3 separate regions of the Homo sapiens genome follow, and regions 2 and 3 are each linked to region 1. The links are chromatin contacts, found by Hi-C or POLR2A ChIA-PET in ENCODE. All regions are on one chromosome and are shown on one strand. The core of a region is the stretch at or near the end of the contact, and the rest is flanking DNA. Distances in the headings are between cores, read along the strand shown.

Region 1 (4,835 bases), core at 714-3,213:
TCTCGCTGTCGCCCAGGCTGAAGTGCAGTGGCACTATCTCGGCTCACTGCAGGCTCTGCCTCCGGGGTTCACGCCTTTCTCCTGCCTCAGCCTCCCAAGTAGCTGGGACTACAGGTGCCCAGCACCACGCCCGGCTAATTTTTTTTGTATTTTTAGTAGAGACAGGGTTTCACTGTGTTAGCCAGGATGGTCTCAATCTCCTGACCTCGTGATCCGCCCGCCTCGGCCTCCCAAAGTGCTGGGATTACAGGCGTGAGCCACCGCGCCCGGCCTCCATAAACAAGTTTCTTGCACAGGGAGGTGACACACGGCCAGTCTCAGTCACCTGGAAGGCAGGTTCACTTACGTCATGACCAGCAGGCCCAGTGTACCTGAGGGCCACAGCTGTCCACTGGGAGGAAGAGGGAACCCTCAGGGGCTGGGCTGGAGGAGGGGTATACTATGAGACCCACTGAGGGGTCTGAAGTCTCCTGGGAGTACAGGGCAGTGACAGGGCAGGAGGGTCCCATTGTGCAAGGACCCTCACCTCAGCGTTCTCACTAGACATGAGCTTGACGAGAACTCAGCGAAGACGCGGCACACGGAACCAGAGCGCCAGCCCCACATGGCCCTCCACGCAATCCCACAGGGGAGGGGCCGGGCTGTCGTGCCTTCCCTCTGGACCCAGCCCACTCTCCCCCAGTCCTTGAAAAGCACCTCAAGGCCCTGCCACGTCTGCAAGTGGCTCTGGAATCTCCGTGGCACAATTACATCACTCTCCTGTGGCTCTGTGGCAGGCTGCTGTGTCACACACTGATCCTTTTCACATCAGTGTCTCGGCTAGAAAGAAGCGTGTGGAGGCTCCGTGTCATCAGAGGCTATACTTCGTGGAAAAACTCCACACCCATGCCACACCAGTGTCTGGTCCACAGAGCAGGCCAGTCCTCATCACTTCGGAACAGGCGGGCCGCAGTGGGTCTCTTGTTGGCAGGAACTTGACTGTCGCTCCTGAGCCCCTGGAGGGGAGGCAGCGAGGGAAACTAGGGTTGTCTTTGTAGCCCTTCCTGTTTCTAGCTCTGTAACTGCAACCAGGATAACCTAAGCTTCGGTTTCCCATCTGCAACAGGAGAGTGACAGTTCCAAGGATCAGCCATCATGTACAAGACCAGTAGAGGCTGAGCATACAGTAGGTGCTCAATAAGTGGGAGCATGGCCTATCACCCCAGAGGGCGAAAGGAGGGGCTCATTCAATGAGACGGCATTTAGCACAGGGGCCGGTCTCAACACATAGTGTGGTCAGCATTAAAAATGACAGATTTTTTAAAACCTAGGAGACTAAAAAGTTGGATGGGGGTTGGTGCTGCGTTAGTTCCTGCTCAGCTGTGTTGCTTTTGTGGGTTTCAGGGATCATTCTTCTCTGTCCAGTGGTCCATGAGGAGGCCCGAGATGGCCAGGCAGGAATGTGGAAGCCCAGACGTGAATGGGCCTCCACGGCCAGACCTGGGCCCCAGCCCAGCTCCCTCCACCCCAGGCCAGTGACCACCCCTCCTTCCTTCCTGCCCCGTCTCATCCTTTCACTCCTGCTGTTTTCTGGGAGTCAGCTGCGCTGACAGATGCTAAATCCCGACCATTATTTTTGTCCTCACAATAGCTTGAAATCTTCCAGGAGGGGCCCCGAGCACGGCTGTAGCTCTCCAGGGACGGCAAAACCTGCCACCTTCACCTTCTGCCCGAGACCCTGAGGCCCCAGCCCAACAACCTCGCCCACCTGCCCCGATTCTGTTACAGAAAGGCAGCTGCTCAGAGGCCATTGCCCCCGCCGCCCACAGAAAATCAAAAGAAAACCAACAAACTCTGCTTTCTGCCCCTGGTGAGCCTGTGTGTTTACGGCGGACATAAAATAGTGTTGCTGACAGGCTGGGATGCGCCGCACTGGCCCCGGGCTGTCTGATGCTGCCAAGCAGGGTACCAAGCTGCCATTAGTGTGTTACTAGGAAACCGAGTCGGATGTTTCCTGACCTCCGTCCACACCTCAGGGTGCTTCATCCCCAGGGGACTGGGGTGGGGGCAGCAGAGAGAAGGCGCATCGAGCCTCTGAAGAAGCCGGCTGGGAACTGGATGGTGTGCATGTGGGGAAGGACGGACGGAGAGATAGACAGACAGACAGACAAGAACCGCTTTACACATCAGGGAGCTTGTTCTCACACGCCCTGGCAGACCCTCACCACGACCCATGAGGGAGGGAGGCCTTGCTTTTTCTACAGGTGGGGAAACCAGGGCTCAGAGAGGGCATGAGAGTCACCCAGCTCGCCAAGCCACATAGGCGGGTACCTGCACAGGCCCCAGCTACCAGATTCCCGGAAGGAGACCCGTCCACCGGACTGTCCCTCCTGGCCGTAACTCCCTCTTTTTGGGGGCTTCTTTCTAAGCAGTAAAAGAGCCTCCCACCATCTAAAAATATTCAGGAACCAAAAAAGAACAGCCCCTGGGCCAGGTCACAAGGACTAGGCCCAGGGGAATGTCCCGGGCCACAGCACAGGGTTTCATTTCCCCCTCTGCTATGTGAGGCATGCTGTGTGACCTCCGGCAAGTCACCTACCCTCTCTGAGCCTTAATTTGTGCAACTGCAAAATGGGGGCTGGAGCACCCACCTTGCAGAGTTGTGAGGGCTGAGATGAAGCGGCAAAGCCCAGGGCCTGGCTCTCAGGGGACAGGAGCAGGGATTGTCGAACAGCGTATGGACCTATGGCTCAGATCCTCCAGTATGGGAATCGTGAATGCTCTCGGGACCTCATTATCCCCAGCCCTTCCTCCTACCACAGTGAACCAGGCCCAGGCCTAGTTAGGTGTCCTCTCTGTGCTCTGCTCCTTTATGAATGACCCTTATGGAGCGTTTATCTCAGCAGTGAGAAACAGAAGCAGGAAGACAAGGGAAAGTTGGTGGCAGAGACTGTCCTGCTGTCCTTTCTAAGCATCTGGTGAAGGTGAACTTCAATTCAGCCTGGTAGGGTTGGGGGCTGCCTCTTAGAGAAGGTGACCTGTGGGTTGGGTTTTGTAGAATGAATAGGAGTTGGGCAATCGATATAGGAGATACTACGTACGTGATGGGACTTCTACAATAAAACCCAGCATGTGACGCTTGTTCATTTTAGAGCAATATTTCTTAAGTGCCACTGTGTGTCAGTCAGATCTACGCTGAATACAAGGGAAATAACGTCAAAAGGGAGAAGTCTTCCTCTTCCTGGAGTTCCAGAACAGCACGAGGAGGGCGATTTAGAGGGGGAGGGACCTTCATCAGACACAGCACAGCCCTCTCATTCGGGCCGAAGCCCAGCTGCCTACTCCTTCCTGGAAAATGGCAAGATGAATGCGTATGTCTTTAAAGCTGCCCTTCTGCGCCGGTCCCCTCCCTCTGCAGAGACTGCATTAAATGAGACCAGAGAGTTGCTGTGACCGAATCAGTCCTGAAAGCACTCGAGTTTAACGAGGTATTAAAAATGAAAACCCCTGGAAGTCCCAGGCCATACCTGCTCACACACACACGGGAATGCGGAGCGGGCAGGGTGGTCACGCGCACCTGCTCTGCGTGCGTCAGAGGGTTCCCCTGCGATCTCCCACTGAGAAGGAACAAACGGCCTCTCCCTCAGTGGTGGGGGTGGGGGAGCAGGGTTTCGAGGTCACTGAAGCCCCCAGCCACGTGGCAGCAGGGCCTCTGGAGACAGCTGGGGCCCACTGTGGTGCCAGAGTACCAAGGGGCCCACAAGATGTCCGAGGGGGGCAGGGAGGGTCCCTGAAAGTGTGGGGCTCTCATCCCAACGAGCTGCGGTCTCCACAGCCAGCCCCACAGGGAAGTGCTGATGGCTCTGTTAACAGGGAAGGTGCGGACAGGGAGCTCCCGCCCAGCAGTCCCACAGCCACCTCCCGACGGGGACTGGGCTTGTCTAGACCACAGGAGCGAGAAAGGCTGGACTGCCTACAGAGGATCCCCACCGAGCCAGGTCCACCAGCCCTCAGTTCCCGAGAACAGACACAGCAGAGACCAGGACCCTCCTAAAACCCCAGCCCAAAACGGCCCTCAGTTCCCGAGAACAGACATAGAAGAGACCCAGCCAGGACACTCTTAAAACCCCAGCCCAAAACAAGGTAGTGACTGGCCTGGCACAGGGGGTAAGAGCAGGTTTCCTAAATCACACTTTGGCAAATCCTACGCACTCTTCAAAATGAACACCTCCTCCAGGAAGGCTTCCTGCCCTCCTGGCTTGTCAGGGTCTGCCCCCAGAGGCTGCTGCCTGGACAGCACATGTGGGAGGTAGAGGAACCTCGAGTGAGAAGTGCAGGGGCCCACAACGGGGTCCCAGGTCCCAGGTCTGTGGGGCAGGGAGGGCTCCTTTAGCCACCCCTGGGGTTAGGGAGGGGTGGTCTGACAATGACCCTTGGAGAGACAGAGCTGGGCTCAAATTGCAGCTCTGCCCCCTAGTTCTGTACGACTCTGACCAGGTGCCTTCCTCTCTCAGAGCCCCGTCTCCTTCCTGTCCAGCGAGAGGGCTCAGGGCCCGGCCTGCAGCGCTCAGGGAGATGCAACTGGAAGCGTCTTGACAGAGGGACCCTCCGGGGACGCTGGCTTCATTCACTCCATTCTGCCAGTCCCCACAGAGGCCTGGCCTCACAGAGTCACACCGAGGAGCAAGAGACCCTTGGCAGCATTTGAGGGAGCCACATGCGGCCAAGGAGAAGCCCAGGTGGGGCCGAGCACGCAGTCTTAAAGGGTCTGTTGTGCAAATGAGGCACCACGGCCAGTGGGGAGGCAGCTCCAAGGAGACAATGCCACGGTCCAGCCAGGTGTCCTTGTCGATGAA
Region 2 (4,835 bases), core at 794-3,293, 680 kb before region 1:
GCCCCAGCCCGGAGCCTTCCTGCAGGCAAGTATTTTGGGGGCCAGCAGTTGCCAAGCAACTGCTCTGGGTTGCCACGGGAACACTCCCTTTTTTCTGGGGCTTGTCATTCTTAGGGGGATGCCACAATGCTTCCCGTTCCCTTTCCTCTCCACTTCCTCACCCTGGCTTGGCTGCCCTGGGAGGGGACACTGGGAGTCCATAAGCTCACACCCCACCCCTATGGGGGGGCCCACATACCCCTGGCCCTAAGACTCTTTGAGGCTCCAGAATCAAGAACCCCCAAAATGCAAAGCCCAGAGTCCAAGGCCTTCATTAGAGCAGGGAGACGATGAAAGGGGCTCATTAGCTCTGTTTATGTCTCCTTGCCGCCATTAACCACCACTTGGGGCCTAGGGCCTCCCAGCCCCGCCCTGCCCAGCAGCCGGGCCCAGCCCTGACCGTTGGAAGGCCACTGTAATTGGAAGGAATGTGGTCCTGGTGCCTGGCCCTTCCCAGGCTTGTGTGCACACGGGGAGGCGCCATTGCCAAGCTGCCACTACCTAGCTGTGGGAGTTCCTTCCCCTTCCAGTGCCTCAGTTTCCCCACCTGGAAGTGAGGATGGCAGTGGCACTTATCTTGCAGAGTGCTGAGCAGATACAAGGGACACTTTAGCACAAGGCCTACAGGCTGGCTGTCATCACCAGGCACCTCTGCAGCAGGGGACAGAGGGAAGGACTCTGTGGAGAATAGTCCTGTGGCTAGCGTGCAATGGTGACTGACCACGCCACTGATGGCAGAGTGGCCACTGAATCCAGGTCCCCAGGCTCGCAGCCCATGCCTTCTCCACAAGATCTGTCTGCCCCATACCCCTGAGCCTTCCACAGAAGCCAGGGTGCTTCCCACAGGCCAGGCACCCAGCGCCAGCCAGGTGTACAGAGGCCAGTATCTGCTGTGTGAATCAATCGCTGAACCAACTGTCAAGGACCAGCAGCCTCAGGGGCGGGCCTGGTAGCTCGGTGAGCGAGGAGGTGGTGGGAGGGCCTTGTGCGGGTAGGGAGGTGACAGTAAGAAATGGCCTCTTGCTGGATGCAGTGTCTCAAGCCTTTAATCCTAGCAGTTTGGGAGGCCGAGGCGGGGGGAATCCCTTGAGCCCAGGTGTTTGAGACCAGCCTGGGCAACATGGTGAAACTGTTTCTACAAAAAAAATCCAAAAATTAGCTGGGAGTGTTGGCGTGCACCTGCCGCCCCAGCTACTCTGGAGGTCTGAGCCCAGGAGGTCGAGGACGCAGTGAGCCGTGATCTGGCCCCTGCACTGCAGCCTGGGCCACAGAGCAAGACCCTGTCTCAATAATAATAATAATAATAATAATAATAATAATAACAACAACAACAACAATAATAATAATAATAATAATAATAATAATAATAAAATAAAGGAATGGCTTCCACTCATTCCACTCCTGGGCCAGCGGCCCGCTGTGCACTCCGCTCCCTTTCGCTGATGCCATGTGAGCAGCTCCATGGCGGGGACCTGACCCCTGCTCCTCAGCCCCACACTGCCTCGCCCCTTTGTATATCAAAGGCGCCTCTGAGGGGCTGTGCTGACCCCCACCAGGAGCAGCAGGACCACCTCAGGCATCCCAGCTCCCCTGAGGCAGGGTCTGGGGCTGGGGTTGGGGGGAAGGACCCCTCAAGTCTCTATCTGCACAGACAGCCCACCCGTGCCCAGGGCTGCCTTCCGAGCACCCGCAGACCTGGGCCTGCAGTAACAGGAGAGCTATCTGCAAACCGCAGTGTCATCAGCCGCACGGCCTCTGGAGAGGCCTGAGAAAGGCCGGCTCAGCTTGCAGGCGAGGAACCAAACGAAAGGCAAACTCCTGGCCCCTGCAGCCTCGCAGGTCCCCTATCCCTCCTCCCTGCCTTCCTTTCCGCCCCGCTGACACCACGGTCTGCAAACCATGGTCCTCCTCGCCACCCCTGTCACCTCCTCCTCCGCCCCCCGCCGGCCTCCGACGCAAAGTCGCCACCCAGTCACCCCGCCTCGGCCCCGCCTGGTTTGATTTCCTCCCGTGTGTGTCACCCATGAGGTGGCCGTGCCCCTGGCCTGTTTACAGCTGTGCGCAAGCTCCTCGCGACCCGAAAGCGAGACCTTTGTCTGCGGCAGCTCCGCGCCGGGCTGGGCGGCCGCACGGGAGGGCACAGCGCCACCTGCTGGTGCTGCCGCCAGAGCGCGCCAAGCTGAGGAGCAGGCGGGCTCCGCTCACGCCCCCACACCCCCTGGCTGGGGGCTGGGTTCCTGCGATGTCTTCCGACTCCCCGCTGCTCCCCTAGTCCCCGTAGGCACGCGGGTACCCGGCCTTTGGGAGGGGGATCATTCCCAATACTCCTGTTACGGGTTGAACTGTGTCCCTGAACAAAAAGATCTCTGGTACCCGTGAATGAGATCTTATTTGGAAATAGGGTCTGTGCGGATAGAATCCGGATGAGGTCATACTGGATTAGGGTGGGCCTTAATCCAATGACTGCTATCCTTATGATAACAGGGAAAATTGGACAGACACGCACAGGCGGACAGACACGAACTGATGAAGGCACAGTTTGCAGTCACACGTCTACAAAACCAGGAACGAATGCCAAGGAAACTGGCAGCCACCAGAGGTTGGAAGATGCAAGGAAGTATCCTCTCCTAGAACCTTCAGAGACAGCATGGCCTTGCTGACCCCTGGATTTTGGACTTCTGGCCTTTAGAACTGTGAGAGAATACATTTCTGTTGTGTTGAGCCACCCAGCACTTTGTGACAGCAGCCCAGGAAGCTGACCCGATAGACACTGGTCCCAGTCATCACCCTCTGTGCCATCACCACACCTCCCCTCCACGAATCAACCACGACCACAGGACACCTCCTTCTGGAATCTCTCTGTGCCCACGCACTCCCCAGATGAGCACTTCCCCTTCCCCTGGCAACTCCCCGGATTCTTGTTACCCCCACCCCCCGCCCCGGCATGGCCTGGGCCCAGGAGACAGATACGAAATGAATGAGTGAATATCCACCTTTGCTACTTCGTCATATTCAGATGTTCGTAAAAATCTGTATGTTCGTCATATTCAGATGTTCGTAAAAATCAAGTGGCAGCAGTGCTGGGGGTTAAGGAAATGGGGAGAGTGATGGCAGATGTGTGAGGGGAGACAAGGGGCACTTCCAGGTACTCACAGCCACCCTGGGAGCTGGGACAGCCAACCAGTGTGTTCTCATGCTCCCAGCCCCTGAGGCTCAGAGAGGGGAAGCCATCTGGGTCACCAAGCTCCTGCCTCTTGCCAGTTCTGTGACCCCAAACTAGCCATTGTGCCTTTCAGGGCCTCCCCAGTCTCCTGACCTGCACAATGGGGATGGTTCTAACGTCTACTTCCTGGGGACATCACCACGCTAATGTGAGACAATACTACAAAACCTGTTAGCTGCCTCACAGACTTAGAGATGGAAGGATTAGGAAGGAAAAGGGCCTTCAGAGACTGCAGGGTCCTGCTGACCCCTGGATTTTGGACCTCTGGCCTTTACAACTGTGAGGAAAGAAACTTCTCACAGGGGCGAGACACAGCCCGGAATACAAGTCGGACAGGCTGGGCACTGGTGCTGTGATCTGGGGAAAGTCACTCCCTTCTTGGTCTGGTTTCCTCATTTGCACCATGAACGGGTTGAAAATGAAGCAAAAATCAGATATCGGCCCCCTGTGGCATATGGGAGCATCTTCCAATGGGAACACCTTCCAATGGCTCCCATGATGTTTGTTTGTTTGTTTGTTCGTTTGTTTATTGAGACAGGGTCTGGCTCCGTCGCCCAGGCTGGAGTGCAGTGGCATGATCTTGGCTCACTGCACTCATCACCTCCCAGGTTCAAGTGATTTTCCTGCCTCAGCCTCCGGAGTAGCTGGGATTATAGGCACCTGCCGAGACACCCAGCTAATTTTTGTATTTCTTTTTTGTAGAGACGGGGTTTCACCACGTTGGCCAGGCTGGTGTTGAACTCCTGACCTCAGGTGATCCACCCGCCTCGGCCTCCCAAAATGCTGAGATTACAGGTGTGAGCCACCGCGCCCAGCCTCCGTTATGTTTAGAATCAGGCCTGACTGCCTCCTCTCAGACACTGTCCCAGGCAGCCTCCACACTGGCCCCAGAGATCCCTGCCTCCTGGTACATAAGTTGCTGAGTGATCCCCTTCCTCCGAGGGTGATTGGATTTAGTGACTGGCTTCTCACCAACAGAACACAGCACAGGTGATGTGAGGTCACTTCCAAGATTTACAAAAAACTATGACTTCTGTCTTGCTTGTTTGCTCTTGTTTTCCTCCCCACCTTCACCCCTCACTCTGGGGAAGTGAGTTCTGATGCCGTGAGCTGCCTGCCCTACAGAGAGACCCACATGGCAGTGAACCAAGGGAGGGCCCCCACCAACAGTCACAGAAGAACTGATGCCCTCAGTCAAAACTGAATCCTGCCAATAACATGAGAATGGCCTGGGGGCGGGTCCTGCCCAGTCCAGCCATGGATGAGACCCCAGTCCCAGCCTCCCTTGAGACCTGGGGGCAGAGGCACCCAGCTGAGCTGCCCTGGATCTGGGTCCACAGAAACTGTGTGATGATCAATGTCTGTTGCTGGAAGCTGTACATTAGGGTAGTGTTGTCACATAGCTGTCCACAGGCCCCTGGGCTGCCCCTCCCACCCCCAGCTCACTTGGGCCACACTGGCCTCCTTTCTCACTCCTCTCTGGCCAAACTCATTTCTGCCTCCCAGCCCTGCCTGCTGAGCCTTCTCCATCACACTGTCCAGACTCGTGCAGGGCTGGCCCATGCTTTGTCTT
Region 3 (4,835 bases), core at 697-3,196, 570 kb after region 1:
GTCATCCTTCGATGTCCTTCCTCTGCCTCCTCCTCCTTGTGAGCCAGGTGACAGCCGGGTGCCCTGGGGCAGATGCTGAGGGTCTCCAGGTGTCTGGAGGCTGTGAGTTCTCTGGAGGGACAGAGCCCCCTCCCTGCTTGGTGGGGGCTGCTGCTTGACGGACTGGGTGTGGGTCAGAAGCCCTGGAAGACACATTTCTGGCTCCTCTCCTTCGTGCTGGATGCCCCAGAGGGCTGAGACCCGGTGACCTGCCTCCTCCAGGGTGGCCTCAGGCCTGTGTCCACTCACCTCCCTGCCAAGCTCTGGTCCTCCAAGGAGGGGTTTGGTCTCCTGGGTCCTCCTCGGAGAGTCACATCCGCCACCTGGCCGGTCCTGTCGTGGACGCCCTCAGCTCGCTCCCGTCCCCTGCCCCTCTGGATGGCACAGACTGCACGTTGTTGCCATTTCACGGAACCCGTTTTCCCGGATTTGTCAGGAGGGGAGAGAATGGTGGAAATGCAGTTTTGCTGGGTTCCCTGCACACGTGGGCGCTGGCTTTGGTCACCCCCGGGGGGTTGCTCGTGGGATCCAGAGAAGTGGACGTTGGTGAGGCCAAGCAGGCTGGGAAGGGTGCTGGACAGGGACAGCAGAGGCCTGGCCCCAGGGGGTTAGGGGGCCAGGGCTTGGGCGCCTCTGTCCCGGGCTGGGGGCTTTGGACTTTGGGGGTATAATGGGGAGCCCTGGGACAGCAGAGGGCTAGCCCCAGAGGGCTAGCGGGGCCAGGGCTTGGGCATCTCTATCCTAGGCCTGGGGCTTTGGATTTTGGGGGTGTAATAGGGAGCCCTGGGAAGTTCTGATGGTGACAGAGTGGACATTCTGCCAAGTGACCAGTGGAGGGGACAGTGGTGGAGAGGGTGTGCTGAGCTGGCCTTAGCCTGGCCTGGGCAAGGTCTGGACTTGGCCATGTCTGGCTCTGCCTGTACAGAGGGGGCTGGCAGACGTTCCTGCGGGAGGCACTCTGTGGATGGGGTCACCCAGAGTCTGGACAGAGACTCCATAGCTGCAGCTGGCCTCTCCATCCCTCCCCTTCCTTCCGAGGCCCCTGGGGGCTGCCGGCTAGGCTGGGAGTTACCGTGCGTGCTAGCTGCAGCCCCGTCTCAGGTTCTTGGGGCTGGGCACCGAGGAGCAGAGAAGCTGCCTGCCACCTGTTCACCCTCGCATCTGCAGGCCAGCGGCTCGTCCCCTCCTGCTGCCACAGTACCCTGATATGTGCCGATTGGTGGGATTGGGAGGGGACACAGCGAGGCCTTGGGTCAGAGCCTTGATGAGGATGGGGGTGGCCGTCCTGGGGGCAGCAGGCCGGAGCCTGCGCTTGCCTGCATTCCCCGGCAGGATTTTTCTCTCGGCCTCCTGGGTCGGCATCTCCTTGGTGCAGGGTGGAGTCCGCTCCCCAATCCCTGGGCTTAAGGGAAGGGGAGGGGGAGTCTGACACACAGTGGGTAGGGGCCCGGGTGCCCCTAGAAGTGGCCAAGTTCAGACCTAGCCCAGGCCAGGCTAAAGCCAGCTCAGCACACCCTCCTCTCCATTGCCGTCCCTTCCACGGGTCACTTGGCGGGAGGTCCACTCTGTCGCTGCCAGAAGTTCCCAGGGCTCCCCATTACACTCCCAAAGTCCAAAGCCCCCAGTCTGGGACAGTGGGTGGGGGGCCAGGCCCTACACAGCAGGCACGGCAGCCAGGAGGGAGGTTTCTGAGGCTCAGCCTGTGGGGCCTGTGGCGCCTGTGGCCACGGGGTGGTTTGTCTCGCTCAGAGTGGTGATGAGCCTGACCCGGGCCCTCAGCAAGTTTCTGCGGGGCAGGAGGGACGTGCTGAGGCTGAGCTCGGAAGAGGCAACTCTGGGTGCAGTTGAGCCTCTGGGCTGGTGTCGTTGAGCTCCGCCGCAGCCCTGGGAGTGGCAGAGGCAGGGAGGGCGCCCATGTTGGGGTTGTGATGGGGGAAGTCCTGCTCAGCGGGCTGACGTCCCGTTCTTGGTCTGTCTCATGGGTGAGGCCCTGTCCCCCGTCTGCAGATGCCCCGCCAGTCAGGCCCCTGCACATGACAGGCATCCGGCTCAGGTGCGTGGGTGGTAAGCCTCTTCTGTGGGAAGGATGCTGCGTGCTAGGGTGGGCCTGGGCTTATGGCACGGGTGTGGAGGGGATTCTTGGAAAGCCGGCACCAGCTGGAGAGGGTCCCCACTGCCAGCCTTGGGTGCTGAGCAGGTGCTCTGTCCTTCAGGGGTTCCCTGCCTGGACTCTGTCCACCGCGTGGCCCCGGTGGCCATGCCCTGCCTATTCTAAGCACCGGTGCCCCCATCTGCAAATGGTGCTGCTCAGCGGGCCGTGGGAAGACTGGGGATGTCCCCCAGAGAGGCCGGCCCCATGCCAGGCCCCAGGACATGCCTGGGGGAGCATCCTCTGCCCTGATCATTTCAGAGTCCCCGACTGAACCATCGTGTTGGCCTCTGGCATGGAGCTGGCCACGCTCCACCACAGGTGGGACCTGAGGAACTGCAGGGGTGTTCCTGAGCCAGGTGGCCGTGCACATGAAGGTGGAGACGAGAGCCGCCCTGAGGGTGGAAAGCCTGGCCGTTCCACGACAGAGCTGCTGGCAGCGGTGGCAGGGCCTCTGAGCCACCGAGAGCAACATGGCTCAAAATGAAACAAGAATCATTTCTTTTCCTGTTGAAGGGAAACTACCCCCAGGAGCCCACAGGCTGGGGGCCCCCTCGCCACACAGGCGGGCTGTGGGGCAGGCGGGGTTTCTCCAGGAATTCCCCTGCTTCCCACTCACCCTCCTCGAAGGTCTGGCCCTGTGGTGGTGCTAGACACAGTTCAGGGGTACGGCCTGGAAGGGAGGCTGCGCTGCCCAGGAGCCCCTGCCTGGCCCTGGAGAGGTGAGCATTCTGCCAAGTCCCCGAGCTGGTACCCGTCCTCCAAGGTGGGCGTCATTGCTGGAACTCTCAGGGCTCATGGGTGTCTGCTGTGTCTGGCCACCCTGGTGGTCGAGGGGTGGCCAAGGGGTGGACCGAGGCTTCAGAAAGCCAGGCCTCCAGGCGTTGACCCGGCAGCTCTTGTTCCGGGCTTGGAAACATCTCGCCTCCTTGAGCCCTGGTTCCTCCCCTGCAGGACGGGGGCAGGAGGAGCGGCTCCCCCTTGTCACCACACTTCTGTGAGCTCATGTAATGAAATGTTGGCCTGGCGTGCACCTGCAGTTAGGTGTTTGAGCTGTGGTAGCTGCGGCCTACGGCAGCTCTTCTACCACATGATGGAGTCTGTGTGTTTGCAGGGGGCCGTGACAGTCACCTGGCTTGGTGCAGTGTGCAGGGCAAGCCCCGGTGTCAGAGCCTCCATTTTGCAGAGGGGGAGGGTGGGAAGGACGTCACATGCAGGCGATTGGGGCTCCCAGCTTCCTGGTGGCCCCACGCCTTTGGTCACGCCCTTTCCGTGACTCCGCTTCTTTCCACGGGGACTCTGCCAGGACTGGGGCTTGACTCCCGCCCTCCCACCCTCCTAGCCTCTGCCCCAGGCAGCAGATGGGTGGTCTGCTCACGATGCCCCGGGGGGAATGGCCGTACAGGGGCACAGGTCAGCTTACCGAGTGTCTCCGGCCTTGTGGCTGGAAAGCAGCTCTCAGGACTCTCCGGGGCCCCTTGGCATCTTTCTAGGTGGGTGGCCCTGAGCCCACCTCCTCCCTGTACCCCCATGGCAGGAGCTCCTTTTTGGGAACCAGTGGAGCGAGCGTGGCTGGACAGGCCTGGCCCCAGAGCTGCGCGATTTCCATCACGGCTCTCCTCTGGCTTCCTCCTTGGCGCTGGCTGGGCCAAGCCCTCCTGACTTCTGGGTCCCTGGGATGGGTGGGTGACTCCGTCCATGAGGCTACCTGAATTCTCGCTTACCCTAGCCATCTTTAGGCTGGGGGATGTGGGTGCTTCCTGGTAAAATCAGATGCCCTGTAGCTCTCCTAAAAGGGCCAGCCTCAGATTTGCGGTCCCTGGTCCTGGCCCCTGGGTTCAGGACTTCATTTTGGCCGTGCGGGTTGCACCTTGGGGATGGGCGTCCCTTGAGGTTTGTGCCAGTCGTGGGAGTGGAGGAGTAGCGGCTGCGTTGGGAACCCGTCCCTGGGCAGGCACTCTGGGATGGGGCTCCGAGTCCCACAGTCACTGGCCGGTCATTGCCAGCCCCTCAGCCCTCTAGGGACAGACCCTGCCTGCTCGTCCCTGTTAGGGGCCAGTTCTGCAGGTGGTTACTTGGCTTCTTCTTAAAAAAAAAAAACCCATCCTGCCCTGGGAAACCCGGGAATCATGGGGAAGCGGGAAATGACAGTAGGGAATTGACATTTCCTGAGCCAGCGTCTGGGGCATCGGACCAAGTGCAGGGCGAGCTGGGCAGGGAGGGGTGCAGCCGGCTCTGCCGTCAGCCTAAAGCCATGAGCGACCTGGGCGCTCTTCTCCCTGTAGCACTGGGGCACACACAGGGTGGTGAAGGGGGCATGACACAACCAGGAGGCTGGGTCACAGAGGACCAGGGGTCTGTCAAGAGTTTGGCCTGCACCTCCCAGCTGCCTGGCCCAGGTGTGCCCCTCCTGTCCACATCTGCCTCTAAGCTGTGAAGAATTTGGGAGTGGATGCTGCTCTGGGGCTGTTTCCTCTTCTGAACCATGGTGGTTCAGGCAGCCTGGTCCCAGGTTAAGTGTGCCCCTTAGCGCCTGGGGCATCCCTGGACAGTGGCCGCCATGGGCATCTGGCAGCCCTGCCAGCGTGGTGGGTGATCATAGCAACGGCTGCAAGACTCGGGGAAGGTGGTGCGTGCATATCTGGTT

Evidence for each region. A loop is a pair of places that touch in the nucleus more often than their neighbours do. ChIA-PET counts read pairs that join two places held with the same protein, here RNA polymerase II (POLR2A). Pooled maps may share reads with other maps.
Region 2: a loop to region 1 is called in a pooled map, with 2.1 times the contacts of the local background. The contact joins two enhancer-like sites. A Hi-C loop is called at or near these places in 2 of 50 pooled maps. POLR2A ChIA-PET finds 5 or more read pairs at or near these places in 2 of 52 experiments (OCI-LY7 and activated CD4-positive, alpha-beta T cell).
Region 3: a loop to region 1 is called in a map with no recorded cell type, with 18 times the contacts of the local background. The contact joins two enhancer-like sites. A Hi-C loop is called at or near these places in 4 of 37 single-sample maps with no recorded cell type and 3 of 50 pooled maps.

Annotation. Positions count from the first base shown.
Region 1 is chr9:133,820,353-133,825,187 of GRCh38, forward strand. The region is part of intron 4 of VAV2 (vav guanine nucleotide exchange factor 2); the gene reads right to left. Among named protein-coding and RNA genes, the nearest start is that of SARDH, 84 kb to the left of the region's middle. RefSeq lists enhancers at 2,372-2,421, 2,762-2,851, 3,902-4,011, 4,144-4,835. Within about 2 kb of position 1,964, at least 3 of the 41 ENCODE cell types and tissues checked have a DNase peak (open chromatin) inside an H3K27ac peak, as active enhancers do.
Region 2 is chr9:133,142,413-133,147,247 of GRCh38, forward strand. It overlaps a transcript of RALGDS not described here. Among named protein-coding and RNA genes, the nearest start is that of GBGT1, 19 kb to the right of the region's middle. RefSeq lists enhancers at 1-176, 227-276, 676-805, 856-945, 1,398-1,957 and silencers at 2,104-2,203, 2,234-2,353. Within about 2 kb of position 2,044, at least 27 of the 41 ENCODE cell types and tissues checked have a DNase peak (open chromatin) inside an H3K27ac peak, as active enhancers do.
Region 3 is chr9:134,388,750-134,393,584 of GRCh38, forward strand. The region is part of intron 1 of RXRA (retinoid X receptor alpha); the gene reads left to right. Among named protein-coding and RNA genes, the nearest start is that of MIR4669, 12 kb to the left of the region's middle. RefSeq lists enhancers at 1,514-1,563, 1,924-2,013, 2,394-2,493, 2,544-3,033, 3,074-3,283 and a silencer at 4,234-4,528. Within about 2 kb of position 1,947, at least 7 of the 41 ENCODE cell types and tissues checked have a DNase peak (open chromatin) inside an H3K27ac peak, as active enhancers do.